Regions from separate parts of the Homo sapiens genome. Here region 1 is linked to region 2. Evidence: read pairs that join two places in POLR2A ChIA-PET (ENCODE). Cell type or tissue: A673. All regions are shown on one strand. Region 1 overlaps IL1RAPL1 (interleukin 1 receptor accessory protein like 1). Region 2 overlaps IL1RAPL1 (interleukin 1 receptor accessory protein like 1).

What was found. ChIA-PET counts read pairs that join two places held together with the same protein. Peaks named below come from ENCODE experiments on the same cell type or tissue, not always from the same donor. Only the 100,000 strongest peaks of a DNase experiment are listed, where the experiment ranks them.
Region 1: POLR2A ChIA-PET joins it to region 2 with 6 read pairs; 2 of 35 experiments call an interaction of 5 or more read pairs at or near these places.

What each region holds. Positions count from the first base shown.
Region 1 is chrX:29,429,311-29,437,310 of GRCh38, forward strand. All of the region lies in intron 5 of IL1RAPL1 (interleukin 1 receptor accessory protein like 1), which reads left to right. Among named protein-coding and RNA genes, the nearest start is that of MIR4666B, 140 kb to the right of the region's middle. In A673, no CTCF peak of the experiment used is centred here; no DNase peak of the experiment used is centred here.
Region 2 is chrX:29,343,837-29,351,836 of GRCh38, forward strand. The region is part of intron 3 of IL1RAPL1 (interleukin 1 receptor accessory protein like 1); the gene reads left to right. Among named protein-coding and RNA genes, the nearest start is that of MIR4666B, 230 kb to the right of the region's middle. In A673, no CTCF peak of the experiment used is centred here; a DNase peak (open chromatin) is centred at 4,755; H3K27ac peaks cover 746 bases.

The DNA.
Region 1 (8,000 bases), 85 kb after region 2:
TTAGGCCCCGAATTAACAGCTACTGGAGGAATTTAAGAAAACAATACACAATTGGCAACACAATTTAGTTTTGGAATACAAGTGGTACTTACAAATAGCCATTTGAGAAAAACCTTGTTAACTTCCTTCCCTCCTTCTGTAGCTTGGTATTTCCACCTTTTCTTTCCTTCTCTTTGCCTCAGTCTTCACTCCTAAATGGAAGTGGTCTCTCAGTTCCCTCCTTAATCACGGATTCTTTTCATGCCCAGTAGTCAACCCTTGAGATATTTTCAGTGGTAGCACTTCAGAAAATGAAAAGCAAAGGGAGCCAGGATAGAGACATGAAGAAAAATAAACTCCTATTCTCTTCCTCAGTAATCAGTGAGTTACTTTTTCTTTCTCCAGATCTCACCTCTCTGGCCCCATCAGACTATTTATTAAAGAATCACAAGTACATCTCTAGACTCCTCTTCAGTGTTGCATTGCTCAGAAATTCGTTGTGTAGGTGGTGCTCAGAAATAGAAATGAACCTCATATCAGTCATTCATTTACATAAAGACTTGTCATATATATAATTATAGTGTATATATATGTGTGTGTGTGTGGTGTGTGTGTGTGTGTGTGTGTGTGTGTGTGTATTTTTTTTTTTAAATAGTGATGTGGTCTTGCTCTGTTGCCCAGGCTGCTCTGCTCTTGGACTTCTGGCCTCAAGCAGTCCTCCCTCCTCAGCCTCCCAAAGTGCTGGGATTATAGACATGAGCCACTGCATACAGTCAAGAATTGTCTTTTAACATCTAAGTAGAGACTTAATCTTGTTTTATGTCTCTCTCTGTCTGTCTCTCTCTCTCTCCCCCAACGTGTAGTCATTTTATTCCAAAGGTTTGTAGTTGCATGGACTATAAAAATGGAAAAATAAAAATAACACAAACTTCCTGGGGTCCCCTTACTACCCATATCCCCATACCTTGTCTCACCTACGACAGGTAAACAGAATCTTGGAGAGCAAGTGCTGTGGAGTAGTCACTGCATCCAAGGTAGAGAGTGGTAAAAATGTTTCATCGAAAAATAATTTTTCTATGAAATGGACAGGCCTCTTCTCCATTAGGTTTAACTGTGTTTCTGACTGTGTATAGGAGAAAATGGGTCCTCAGATTTCCACCACAGGGTGGTTCTACTATTAGTACATACAAATCTTTGTTAGGCTTTCTGTTTCTTTATTGTTCAAAGGCACAATATAAGGAATAGGGCTAGTCTGTATTTCAGTGTAAAATATATGACACTTTATATATGTGTATATATATATATGTGTGTGTGTGTGTGTGTGTGTATGTGTATGTTATGTATATAAGGTTGATTTGGTCTGTATCTACATAAATTACATGATAGATATATAAATGTGTGTGTGTATATATGTAAATAAGTCTAATGTATACTTATAATCTATATATTTGTATTTCGTGTGTGTATATGTATATATAAACCTATATTTTCATTTCTTGTAATAAAATAATTAAAATAATTAACATGAAAAAGAGATCAGAAGAGAAACTCTTGGTAAATGTATAGGTTTGTCTATTAATAAGATGTTAGATGTGCTATAGATGTCATAGTAAAGATAACATCCCCCAAATACCAAGGAGAATAGAATGATTATACTAGGGTGCGAATTCTAGCAAATTAAAATAAATATCTGCGTGATCCATGTTTGTAACTATCTGACAGACTGTTTGCTGTTAATAACTTTTCTGGAAGCCACAAACACAGCAGTAGCACTCAATTATGATGCGGTCTACAATATAACACAATGCAGTTTTTCTGCTGCCTTCAAGATTACATAGGCAGCAGAGCCTACCATAATGAACTGTCCCGAAAACTCAAAGTGCTGTTTGCAGCAATTTTGCATGTGAGTATTCAGATTTTACAGTGTATGAAGTCTGACTTGAATGTGCTCTACCTCAGTAATTCTCATTTCAAAATATTCACATTAAAAACATTCACATCTTCCTTTTTTGATTGAAGACCATGCTAATAAAAAAGCACATAGAATATTGCAAATAAATAGTCATAGTGAGCTAAGAACTACATGGAACACTGAGATTCTTCAAGGTATGCTAATGACTTTTTGTTTAGTAGATTTCTTGTGCTGCAGTACGCATGTTAATAAGTATTTCATCCTCACACAAGGTGCTTGGTGATGAACACACTAGCCCAGAATTATCAGCATACATTTATTCGATTATCCGCTTGTAATCAAGAAAATATATTATTCCTTTTCTCTTGATATTTTGGTTCATATTATCTAAGTATATGTCTAAAGCGTTAATAATATTATAATTCACAAATGTAATGCTTAAATAGGAGAAAATATTTTAAAGATTCTCAAAACCTCTGTAATTTTTTTTCCCATTACCAACATCATTCCCTTTTTGCTACTACATTTATCCTAATTAGAAAAAGTAGCAGAGGGTTTGAAAGAAGAAAAAAGAAAAGGAAAAGTGAAGTCTTCCTAATAAGAAATATTATGTTAAGTACTACCACAGCAAATTATCATTAGTGGGAATTAGAAGGAGCCCCCTTAAATGTGTATATAATGCTATTTTTAAAGGCTTAAAATATTTTATTTCAAGTTTTAACAGTATCCTATGTTACTCTTTAAACATTTTAGAAACTTTTACAACTCAGTTTGTTTCATATTAAATAAGAACTTAGCTGATCTCTTTTGGACTCACTGTGGAACATTGCATTAATTGTTAGCCATAGGACAACAATAAAAAAATAATTTTAGTAAACCACATAACTTAGGTGACTCATGAATGAAAGCGGTTTACAGATGTGCTTATTGACCAGAAAGCCTTAATGTTCCCCTCAGCTTGACTAACTTTAGATAGATCCTTTCATGATTATTGGCCTCCGACCTCCCTTTGCTTAGAGCATTCACTTTAGAAAATATGGAATGGTCAATTCTTTCTCTGCCCCTTTAAGGTGTAAATCTTCTTTCAGTCTCTTGCCAGTTTTACACCCCAGAAATGTCTTTCCCAAAGATCTGGGAGCTAGCCCTTTGAAATGTAATCATCAAGCAAGATAGTACCCCTACCTCTCAGGCTCTTTGGGACAGTAGGAGCCTAACTTTGATAGATAAGTGACAATCTGCACATATGGCCTCATCTCTTTGAGCAACTCTCCCTACACAAAGTCCTCTAGTACTTTTCCACTAGCTCACCCCAATACTTAAAAATTATCCCACCTTTTGTACTAGTGGAATTGAGTTCTGTCTGTGTCACCTATTGCAAGTCTTTAATAAAATCTTTCTTGCCTGTTTAACTCTGCCTTGTGCAATTTTTCTATGACATTATTTAGACTCCAAGTTTACTGTGCAGAGTAAAGGAATAGATAAGTGGAGAGATTTTTTAAAAGGGTTTAAATGAATGTTCTAAGATATAGCAATGACTCATTTACCTGCCATCACTTGCCTTACCCTTTTAAACCATAATACTTCTCCTTCTACTTTTATCATTCATGATGGAAATATTCCTAAAATGTAGTAGCAAGCCTTCTGTTTCTTTCTCAAAATGAAGATTTGTTTCTCAAATTGAAAGTAGTTTTTTGTGTGTGTTTAAACAAAAATGTACATGTGGAAAATAAGACACTGCAAATCACAGATTAAAGCAGTGTTTCTCAACCTTTTAAAAATCATTACTGCCCCGCTAAGGAGCTTTTTTAGTTATTTTTTCCTGCCTCATCTCCCCATGAGATTTTAATACCATGAATACATGGTATGTCTGTTTATGTACTGCTGCCTTTTGGGGTGCCATAAACCCTTACAGTATCTAAGATTTGTTTGCTCCCACCCAAGAACCAGTTTTTGCACCATTAGGATAATATTGCCTCTTTGAAAATGCATGGTTTAAAGCACAAAGTAAAAATCACTTAAAATCCCGTACCACAGAGGTGACCACTGTTTGCCTTTAGACAAACATCCTTCCAGAGATCTTTCTAACCATATTTTATGTGCTTTTAAAATTTGTTTTTGTGCTTTAATAACAATATGGAAATGTTTCCATATTAATATAGACATCATCCCTTTCAAGTATATATAATTTATTTAACCAATTTCCTGTGACATACATTCTTCCTTCGATTTTTATATTTTAAGTAATACTTTGATGAATATCATGTCGTATCACATTTGTGCATTTGATGTGCTGTCTTTAGAAATAATTTTTCAAAATGCAATTTCTGGATAGAGAGGCACATACATTTAATTTGTTTTTATAAAAATTTCCAAACTATCTTCCCAAAAGATTTTACCAATATACATTCTTTCATATACTGCATGAGAATGCCTGTTTACAACATAGGGTATTATCAATTTGTTTAATCTTTGCCAAACTTATAGACACAAAGTAAGTCTTCACTATTGTTTTAATTCTTTATTCTTTTATCCTTAATTTGATAACTAATTCATTGAGTTTTTAAGTAAGCATATTGGCTATTTGCATATTTAAAGATTTCCCTCATCTTGTAACTTTTTGTCATTTTTTTTTACTTTTTTTCTTTGTAGTCCTTATTAATTACATTGCCTAAAAGATAATAATCATGTACAGTAATGAATGCATTTTACAGTTGTGCCTTTGGGAACTGTATAGGGCTCTGTGCCTATTCATTTCACAAATTATTTTTGCTTTCTTCTGAACTGACTTCATATAAAAATAAAGATGATGATAACTATGGATACATTAATGCATGTAAGCTTTATAGAAAATATTTGTATATAAAATAGATATTTTATATTAATTTTATGTGTAGGTATTTTTTTAAAAAATTAAATAATTTCCAGTTTTTATTTATCATAAATAATTCTCTTTTATTTAAAAAGAGCTCTAACATTCTAATGTATTCTTTTCATACTGAAATTTATAAACCTTCTCAGTTCCCTTCTCAATCACTTCTGCTCTATAGACTTTGAACTGACATATTTATTTGATTTCTTTCATCTTTATCTCTTTTGTAAAATGTCATTAGGCTGAGAAAAATATAATGAGTCCATGAAGAGATATTTTTTAAAAAAACAGATTTTATGGAAAGGTAAAAATCAAGGAGAAAACTCAGGAGAGTGTGAACACATCAGATTAATATGATCATTGCTCTCGTTCCAGTTAGGCTCATTCCAAATATTTTAACGTGCTGGTCATGTGAAGTAATACTTCTTTTCATAGTTGTCACACTGTTTTTTGCCATCTAATCTGCTGTCCACTTCTCCAAAGTTATTTATGAGATTTGTTATTGATACATCTTAATACTTTGCAAATGCCAACATTTTCCTAATATTTTGAGTGGAATAATATATATTTGTAAAACAAATGAAGGCCAATAATTATGCTTTAGATTTGGGGACTTTTTGTTGAGAATCATCGATATAGTTTGATAGTATTTCATTATACCTTACAGAGTATACTTAAAAATACTCATCAATTATTGTTTTAATTTATAGTTTAGGTTCACAAAAGCATTATTTAATCCAAATAGATTTCACATAATATAAAATACACTATTTTAGCCATTTTAAAGTGTACAATTCAGTGGATTTTAGTATATTCACAGTGTTGTGCAACCATTACCACTGTCTAATTCTAGAACATTTCCATTACTCCAAAAATAAACCCCACACCTTTGAATTCTGCCTCTTCTACCTCCTGCCCTATTTCCTGGCAATTTCTGTCTGTGGATTTGCCTATTCTGAATATTTCATGTAAACAGAATTATACAATAGGTGATCTTTTGTTACTAGCTTATGCAATAGCGTATTTTTAAGGTTCATACGTACTGTAGCATTTATCAGCGCTCTATTCCTTTTCATGGTTAAATAATATTCCATTGTAAGGATGTACCACATTTTGTTTAGACATTCATCACATTGATGAACATTTCTGTTATTTCCACTTTTTGGCTATTATGAATAATGCTCCCATGAACATTTGTGTACAAGTTGATAATGTGAACATGTTTTAAATTTACTTGGGTATATACATAGGTGTGAAATTGCTAAATCATAAGGTAACTGTTTAACTTCCTGAGGAACTGCCAAATTGTTTCCCCCAACAGTTGGACATTTTATATTCAAATACTACAATCCGTATGTTTGTAGTGTTTGAAGTTTCCAATTTCTCCACATTCTTATCAGCACTTCCTGTTTTCTGGGTTTTTTGTTTGTTTTATTATTGTTGTAGCCATCCTAGTGAATGCGAAGTGGTACCTCATTGTGGTTTTGTGCCGTTGTTTTTAAACTGCTTGATTTATGAATGCATTTGTGGTTTTATTAATAGAATTGCTAAGGTCAAAATTATTTAAACCATTTTCAAACATGGTATGTGTCTTGTGACATACTACAAAAAGTTGGCAATGGTTCTCTATTACATTTACGAAAGAAAAAACCTGCTGATGAAGTTGAGGCTCTGACTGTATGTATTAAACTTTAACCTAAGTCACTATTGACAGCAGAGTATTTCAACCTCTGAAGACCCAGCCTCACTAAATTTGCAAAAATAGTTTTTTAAAAATTGTACTAATACATTTCTATGTTAATGGAATGGTCACTTTTTCTTTTCAAGTCTAGTATCTAAAGTACTCTGAAATGGGGAAAAGATCATGCTTTTATAGAAATTTTCTTGACCTGAGCTTCCATTAGGGGAAAAAACATAACTTCCGATTGAAAAATATATTTACATAATACCAATATATAAACCATTCTTTCAGGGTAAGCCAAACACATCTAAAAATTCCATTAAGTCCATTGGACTGGCAGTTATTATGTTAAATATATTTTCATGAAACATTTTGCTTCCCTGGAAGCAAGGCAACAAAAAAGATAAAACTAATTAAAATGATATGGGGAAGAAGGAGAAGGAAAGTCACAGTCATAGTATGTTTTAGATTTTTCTTACTGATGAATAAAAATAACTCCTTTGATTTGGATTATATTATAGTAATTTTCATCACTTTTCAAAAATCTTGTTCAAAATTGTTTAGTTTTAGTAACAAAATGAGCCTCTTTCTACCATTTTCTTAGGAATTCTGCTACTGGGACATTTTGCAAAAGCTGCAAATGCAGCTTTGATTTTACTAAGTACCGTGATTTTGCCTGCATTTTCAAGTACCTAGATAGAAGTTAGGGCTTAAATTGTATTTGCTAAAGTTTTGAGGACTTCTGAGAAAAAAATACAAAAGAATATAAACATCTTATAATAATTCCCATACTCCCCCGCCCTTTTTTTTTGTTCCCACTTGTGTAGGAGACATAACCCAGGAGGTGATGGAGAGGAGCAAAAACCTTTCCTTTTCTTTAATCACTTGAGAAAGAGAGTCAATCTAGGAATAGCTAAAATTACTGGGTTCTGAGTGATGAAGACTTAAGCTATTTGAGAATGAAATAAAAATTTTATGAAGTGACTGAAGGCAAAGTCAAAAATAAAGAGTTCACAAAGGAGAATATACAGAGTACTCTAATAGGTCCTAAAGGAGATTTTAGAAAAGATATTACTTTATCATACTGTGTTATTTAAAATTGCCTTCATGTTTGTCTATTTTTATAAAGTACATGTGTGTGTGTTACAATTTTTTGGAGATTTTTGCTCTCAATTCTTTATATCTTACGTGACAGCAATTAGTACCATGTAATTTGGGCAGAAATTCCTCCAAGCGACAAGCAGAATATTTCACAGTGACATTTTAATACATGTATAAATATATTAAAATTTGTCTCTACAAATGCAAAATTTTAAAGTAAGATCAAATAAGAAAATTATTTAATTTTTATTACTTCCTACATAAACAGAGAATATTTTATTTGTGGGACTTTTTATAAATGCTGAGATGCCTCTCCACCTCCAAATCAGAGTGTTTTAAATTTTATAATTCTATTATAGATTCAATCATTTGGGTAAGTTTACAATACATAGCTGTTAATAATTATTACTGAGACTGAGGTACATACAAATAGTGGAAAGCTAAGATAGTCCAATATA
Region 2 (8,000 bases):
AGCTTTCACTTCTTGGCCCACATTAGTCTTTCTCTCTCTCACTTTCTCACACACATACACACACACCACACACAAATGTAGGTAGGAGAGCAAGGGAGGAATTCCGCATTAGGACATATCGAAAGTAGATTAATGCAAATGAACAAGATGCCAAGTACAGTATGAAAATTGACATTTATCAGCACACTCTGTATGAAGATATTTTCAAAGCTTTGCCATACATATGAAAATATTCCATTTTTATGCTTATGTTTTCGTTATTCAATAGCATGCATTACTTTCTGTTGTTTCCAAATGCAAGTTGTAAATCTCCTCAGAAAATTTCACCGATGTGAGATTTCACTTAGTCTTTTATGGTTGGGTGGATCATTTCCTTTCAACCAGAACAGTAATTCCATGTAAAAGAGTAAGAATAAATTGAAATAGAAAGCCATGTTGCTTTGAAATTGAAAAAGAAATAAATTATTAATTTTAGTGGCTTTTTGGCCATACTTAAGTTCCTATTTTCATCTATGGAATTATATTTTAACATCATAAACATGAACTATGTTTTATGTTCACAGAAAAGGGAAATTTTCATCTAGCTATTCATTTTACATAGCTATTTGCCTTGATTCACTTTCCTTTTTTAAAGTATTTATAAATTTCATACATTTTTAATTAGACAAATGATACACACATCCATTCCTATTATTTAAGAAAAGTAAAAAAATAAAACACACACAGGGAACATCTTAATCTCCCTTGGCCATTACTCACTCTACTCTCCAACTTCTCCAGAGGTAACCATGTTTTTTTTGTTTTTGTTTTTGTTTTTTTGAAACAGAGTCTCGCTCTGTCACCCAGGCTGAAGTGCAATGGTGCGATCTTGGCTCACTGCAACCTCCACCTCCCTGGTTCAAGCGATTCTCCTGTCTCAGCCTCCCCAGTAGCTGGGACTACAGGCACATGCCACCACGCCCAGCTAATTTTTGTATTTTTAATAGAGGCAGGGTTTCACCATATCGGCCAGGATGGTCTCGAACTCCTGACCTCGTGATCTGCCCGCCTTGGCCTCCCAAAGTGTTGGGATTACAGGCGTGAGCCACCACGCCTGGCCAACCATGTTTTAAGACCAGGACACGACCAATCAGACATTTTTAATGGAAACTTGATGGATTGTTTCGTAGATCATCTTTTTAACTGACAGAGTATTTCACGCTTAAACTACACAAAAGTTACATTTAATCGTTTCCTTATTGGTAGATATTTAGAATTATCCAAATGTTTCACCATTACAAATAATGCTTCAGTTATAATCCATGAATATGCCTCATTGTACACATAAGCAAGTATTTCTCTGGGATAGGCACTAAGAAGAGAAACTGAGAGTCAAAGGGTACAGGCATCATGAATTTTAATAGATACTGCCAAATTGCCCTCCAAATGTCAGTATCGATTTATTTTCTCACCAGTAGGATATGAGAATTCACAGCCCCTCTATCTTTTGGAAGCACTGAGAAGAGAAAATGCTATTGACATGTTGTTGTAATATGCATTTCTCTGATTTCTCACAAGCTCTGGTTTTCATATTCTTAGTGTCTATTTTGTCTTCCTTCTCTCTGAAATGCCCATTGATAACATTTCTCCATTTTTGTATTGGTTTGTTTTATTTTTCATTGATTTATAGATAATATTTTGTAAATTGTTCATTTTAATTTTGTTGGATTTTATATCTTGCAGATATAGTATCTTATTTATCTTCTTTTTACTTTGCTTAGGTTGTTGAAAATTCTTAAATGTTTACAGGTTAAATGTATCAATCTTTGTCTCATGTTTTTTCCCCTTGCTGTGTTATTTAAGAAAGCCAGTATCAGACTCTAAACTCTGGTACATTTATAGGTTTTTAATAAAAGCAACTTGATTTATAATCCATCTAGCATTTATTTTGTGAATAGTCTATGATAGAAATTGATATATATATATATGTTTGTACAAACATGAATAATATATGACAGTTTTTCTTTTAATTATTAAATCACCTTACAAATCAAACAACTATGGAATATTATTAGCTTAACTACCTGGGTGATTAGCAAAAGTTTTATATTTCCTTTCCCTATACTTTTTAATATCTACTCTAAAATAGGAAAGTTACTTTCTCTGGCTTTGAGTTGTCACTAAAATATATTCCTTTTTGTTTGTTAAGGCCAGTCAGTTCTTCGATTTGAAGCCCAAAAGGCTCCAATGAGGAAAAGATTCATTTCTTCTCTCTTTGGTGCTGTTGTTAATATCCTCACTCAGATGCAGTCAGGAATATAGTAATGCCTGTCTCCCTTATAAGGACCATTATGATTACATTGGGCTGATCTGGCTAAACCTGGATAATCTTCTCATCTAAAGATCCCTAATGTAATCACATCAACAATCTCCCATTTGCCATGTAAGGTAAAACACTCACAAATACTGGGGTTTAGCATGTGGACATCTTTGGGAGGCCATTATTCTTCCCTCCACATTGTCAACCTCTGGTCCAACTCACTTGTCATCAGTGTAGGAGTGCCTGTGGAGGCAGGTAGAGTGGTAGGAGTTGGGAGGATTCTTGATTGCCTTCAGCTGAGCTTGAACCTGTGCTCTTAGTGGAGCAGTTTCATTTAAAAGGGGATGTGGCTAAGCAGGCACCATAAAATGTACTTCTAGTAGCATCCCTGAATTGAAAGAGTTTACATATAAGACTGCATGATAAAATTAAATGAGTTACATTTTGTAAAGCAGGTAGAACAATGCCTGAGCAGAGTAGGCATCATATACGTATTTGTGCTTGTTAAATAAAACCCAAAAATAATTTCCACGAGGAAAGGAGTTTCAAGCAGATAATTAATTTGCGAATGTGATATATCCTCTTGATCCAGGGAGCTAATTGATTTTGTGAATTACATTTCTCAGGGTACACTAAATCCTCACTGTTGGCTATCAAGAGGAAATACACCTTGACAGGTTTCTCCAGTGGTGGTGAAGATTGTGTATGGATTATACACTTAATTGTCACATTTTTAATGAGAATAACAGCTTAAAATCAAGAGTGAAACATATACGCTGAAAAATGGCAGTATTAATTAGCTCATTCCATATTTATTGAACAACTACACTGTACCAGATTTTACAGAGCATCAGTGATAAATAACAGTCCTTGTGCTCAAGCCTTTTGAAGTATAATAGGGTGAATTCTTTTGGGTTTGCAAATACAGTCTCCCCCACCCCTTATTTGTAGGAGATAGGTTCTAAGACCTACCTTACCCGACCCTGTGGATGCCTGAAACCATGGATAGTACTGAACCTGATTTTGTCAAATGGAACATGTTTTTTATCATGTCTTCCACCCACAAATTTAATGCCTTTTCCATCTTAACTAAGAACTTATATACTGTGGCTGTAACTTTTGCAGTTAGAGGTGCAACTGCAAAACTAGCATGCATTTCTTTTTCTTTCTTCACAATTTCTCAGATAGAAAATTTCTTCTTACTGTAGATCTTAGCAAACAGTATATGGTGATTTTTTTTCTTTCTTTTCTTTTCTTTTTTTTTTTTTGGAGAGAGAGGGTCTCTCTCTATCACCCAGGCTGGAGTGCAGTAGCATGATGATGGCTCACTACAGCCTCAACCTCCCCAGCTCAAGCAATCCTCCCACATCAGCCTCCCAAGTAGCTGGGACCACAGGCACATGTCACCACACCCAGCTATTTTTAAAATTTTTTTGTAGTTACGGGGTTTCCCTGTGTTGTCCTGGCTGGTCTCAAACTCCTGGGCTCAACCAGTCCTCCCACCTTAGCTTCCCAAAGTGTTGGGATTACAGATGTGAGCTACCATGTCCAGCCGTTTACTTATTAAGTTGAGAATTTTTACTTTTTCACTTAAAGGAAGCACTTTATGGCTTCTCTTTGGCATATCCAAATTGCCAGCATAACTATTCTTGCATTTTGGGACCCTGATTAAGTAAAATAGAGGTTACTTGAGCACTAGCACTGTAATACCAAGACAGTTAATCTGATCACCATGAGGGCTACTAAGTGGCTAATGGGCAGGTAGCATGTACAGTGAGGACACACTGGACAAAGGCATGGTTCATGTTTTGGGCAGACCAGAGCTGGACAGCATGAGATTTCATCACAATACTCAGAGCAGTGTGCAATTGAAAACTTAAGAATTGCTTATTTCTTGAATTTCCCATTTAATATTGTTGGACCTCTGTTGACTGTGGGCAACTAAAACCACAGAAAGCAAAACTGCACGTAAGGGGGACTACTATACTTATAATACAAAATGAATTACACTGTGGCCCGAAGAAAATATTAAAACAAAGTGGTATAAAGTATTATAAATTAGAGTAATCACTCTTGTAAAGATGTCTTAGAGTAACAAGGTAGTATTTGAAATGAGCTTTGACCATAAAGGTGAAAATGAGATGGGACACCCCAGGTAAGGGGTTAATATTACCTAAGATAGAGAGAGAGAAAATCCAAACCTTTAAAATAAAACAGCTTGGCAGAAATAGAGGATGTTGCACCTATAATTGTAGTGAGAAAGAAAATGGAAGAGTTCAATGTAACTTTTGGATCATATCTGGGTGTAAGGAGTTAACAACTCATTAACAAGTGGCCTAAGTGACAAATAGTGAAAGCTTTGACTAAGATAGTAAGAATGAACTAGAAAGGAGGGGCTGGGTATGAGAGACATTGTGTTAAAGCAGAATCCACATGATTTAGCAACTGATTTAGGAGGGGAGAGAGGGGCCCATAATGACTGCTTTCCTGCTTGGATGACTAGAATAATGTAGTTTCAGAATAGAAACAGGAAATTGGACAGATGATGTATTCTTGTCTTTAAATGAATGGATTTAAGATGCTGGAAGAATTTTGAGGGTGACTCTTTCAAACAAGTATTTGAAAATGAGGTTGGACATTCCTGAGGGAGATAGAGAAAGATATTTGGGAGCTTTAGTCTAAAATAATCTCAAAATGGGAGAGGGGAGACTTTGTAGCTCATTTTGTCCTATGGACTCATCTTACTTGAGTTCCAGCCCTTTCCTTGTAACTGCCAAATGTTTTTCTATCCTGATTTGAACTTTGAGTCTATGGAGGCCAAACCCGTGGCCCCCTGGAGGTTACCTCAAAATCACTGACATGAGGCAAATTGATGAGTGGGATAAATGGCATACAAATTTATTTAACTTGTATATACGGGAGCCTTCAGAATGAAGACCCAAAGACACAGGGGAAATTGTCCATTTTTCTGCTTAGATTCAACAAAGTATAGACAGCCACGCAGAAATATGACTGGACAAAAATGATATGATCTAATGCTGATAGATTGAGTGGGGAAACCCAGCAAGGCCCATCTGTCTAGATTCTTCTTGGCCTCTCTGTTCATGTATTTCTTCCTTGTGGGTATGGATCAGGACCCTCTCTGGAATGGAGGTCTTCTGACCTATAGTCAAACAAGGTAAGTGAGATCATTTCTTTATGGCCAGTTTGTACACAGATAGGACAGAGAGAAAGTTAGAGTAATATCTTTAAGTTTATGAGTGGCTTTGGGACAAAAGGAGTTCTGGCTTCTATGACCTGCCTTGGGGAAGAGGGATTCTAGTTTCTATGGCCAGCCTCCGTGGAGAATGGGATAGAGAGACAGGAGGGTGGGAAGAGGTCAAAGAAAAACTTTTGCTTCTGAAGCTGTTTTTGAGGCTTTCATTTTGGGGCATTGTTTTCTGAGCCCCAACGAGTCTATGACATCCTGAGGCAGGCAATTCTGTTTGTACCATTCAGTTTGAAATTTCTTCTTTATTCTGAGTTGTCTAAAGTTCTTTCCCTTTGAACCTAGTTCTACATCTTGGGACCCTACCCTAGAGCATTTGCGGTTCTGTCTCACAAAAGCTCCTCTGATGTTTTAAGAAAGCTATAAAGTCCCTCTTTAGCCTCCTCTTCCAGTAACGCAGGGAGTGTAAATGGTGCTCAGCGGCAGTATAATATCTTCATGCCCTCTTTTGCTTGCTCCCTGCTAGAGTTTTCCCAGATATAAATAAATTAATAGAAAACTAAAAACAACTTGCATAGGTTCTAGGCTCAATTAATCTAACATGTGAAATTGAAATAAAAATCCTTCACAGAAATTAATAGGGTTTCACCATAGATAAATGCCTGAGGGCATATGTCCACCTCTGTCACCTCTCCCGCTTCCAATGCTCCTTTATTCTTTTATAGGCTAAACATCTCTACTTGGCACAATGGTTCATGTGACAGTTTCCAGTCATATCACTGTCTTTGGTCTAAGTAGCATGGAGAAGAACAAGACCAGCCCCTCCCTTGGTCTACATACTGTTATTTTATATATATATATATATATATATATATATATATGCTAAAATCAGTTGTGTGTTTGGATACACCCCCCCCCCCACCTGGCTCATAGACACACTGCCACCAATGCCTGTTAATCATCTGCAGCTCGCTATGTAACCAAGTGGAGGTTCACCCTTCACTGCTATTATATTTCACCTTACTATCCATCAGGTCCTCAGATAACATCGTTTTGTTCAATGTTGTTTCATTATAACACTGATGAGAAAAAAAATCAATCCCCAGCCAGGACCACTGTCTATGTGGAATTTGCATTTCTCTGAATGTCCGAATGAGTTTTCTCTGGGTACTCTGTTTTCCTCCCACATCCAAGATCTGTGCATGTTCAATTCATTGGTGTGTCTGAGTGGTTCCAGTCTGAGTGAGTGTGTGTGTGTGCGTGTGCATGCGTGCACACCACACACACACCCAGCGATGGGCTGGCATCCTGGCCACAGTAGATTTCTACATGGCGCCCTGAGCTGCTGGGATAGGCTCCCACCACTTGTGACTCGGAACTGGAATAAGCAGGTAAATCGTGATTTACTTATTTTATGAATCTTTCTTAAATGATGTATAGCTCATATGTATTTCAATGTTTAATATTAGAAGTACGTTGGTCTTTAGAAGTTTTGTGATATTTTATGACAAGAAATATGTTACAAGAACTTAAATCTTGTTTATATCAATTAGCCTATGAGAAAATTGGTTGTGTATGAGGTTGTTGCACCTAAAGTCGCAGTTTCCAAGAACCTATAGATGACATTAAGTGAGGACTTACTGTAGTTGAACCTTACTCTAATCTGCACGATCATTTAGATCTCAAATTGATCATGTTTATCAGCTTGCCTTTTTTCTCTCTTGCTAAGACATTGTTGATGATGTAGAATTTTAAGAAACTTACATTTAGGATAGTGTGCTTGACAAAACAGTATTTTTCCAGTTTGACATTAAGTTGTCAAAGGTCTGATAAGGAATTTTGGGGGAACTTTATTGAAGTGGTATAGATGTTAAAAGTGCTTTTTAAAATGAGATGACACTTGGTTTATTCTGAATTTATTTATATAAAATAACACTGTCTTACGTGTTGAGAACTTAGACTTTTGATTCAAAACACCCAGCATCAAGTCCTGGTCTACCATTTATAGTTTATTTATGCTCCCTGAATCTATTTCCTTAAGTGTTATATGAGGCTATTAATGCCTTCTTCCTAGGCTATTGTGAGGGTTTGAGGAGACGATGTGAATAAAACACTTAGTACCTTGTTTGGTATATAATAAGTGGCTGTTATTTTTCTATGAAAGTCTGATTACAGTATAAAATATAACTTTATTCCCTTTGCGTTCATTTTCATGCCGAAAGGTTTTCTTTCAATATGAAATTGGTATTTAATTGTATAATGAATACTTAGGAAGAAATATCGAATGTACATGGTAAGCCTTCTAATGTTTTTTGTAAGAATGGATTTTGATTTGCCGTACATTCTTTTCATTCTTTGCGTAAGCAGCAATACTTACTGATTTTGAAGGTGATAAAGGCCAAGGATGTAGTCTAGAAATCCATGGGCTTGGTGTTCTTAACTTTTGTGCTTTTATCCAAGCTGCCCTACCATCATGATCTGTAACCTTCAAAA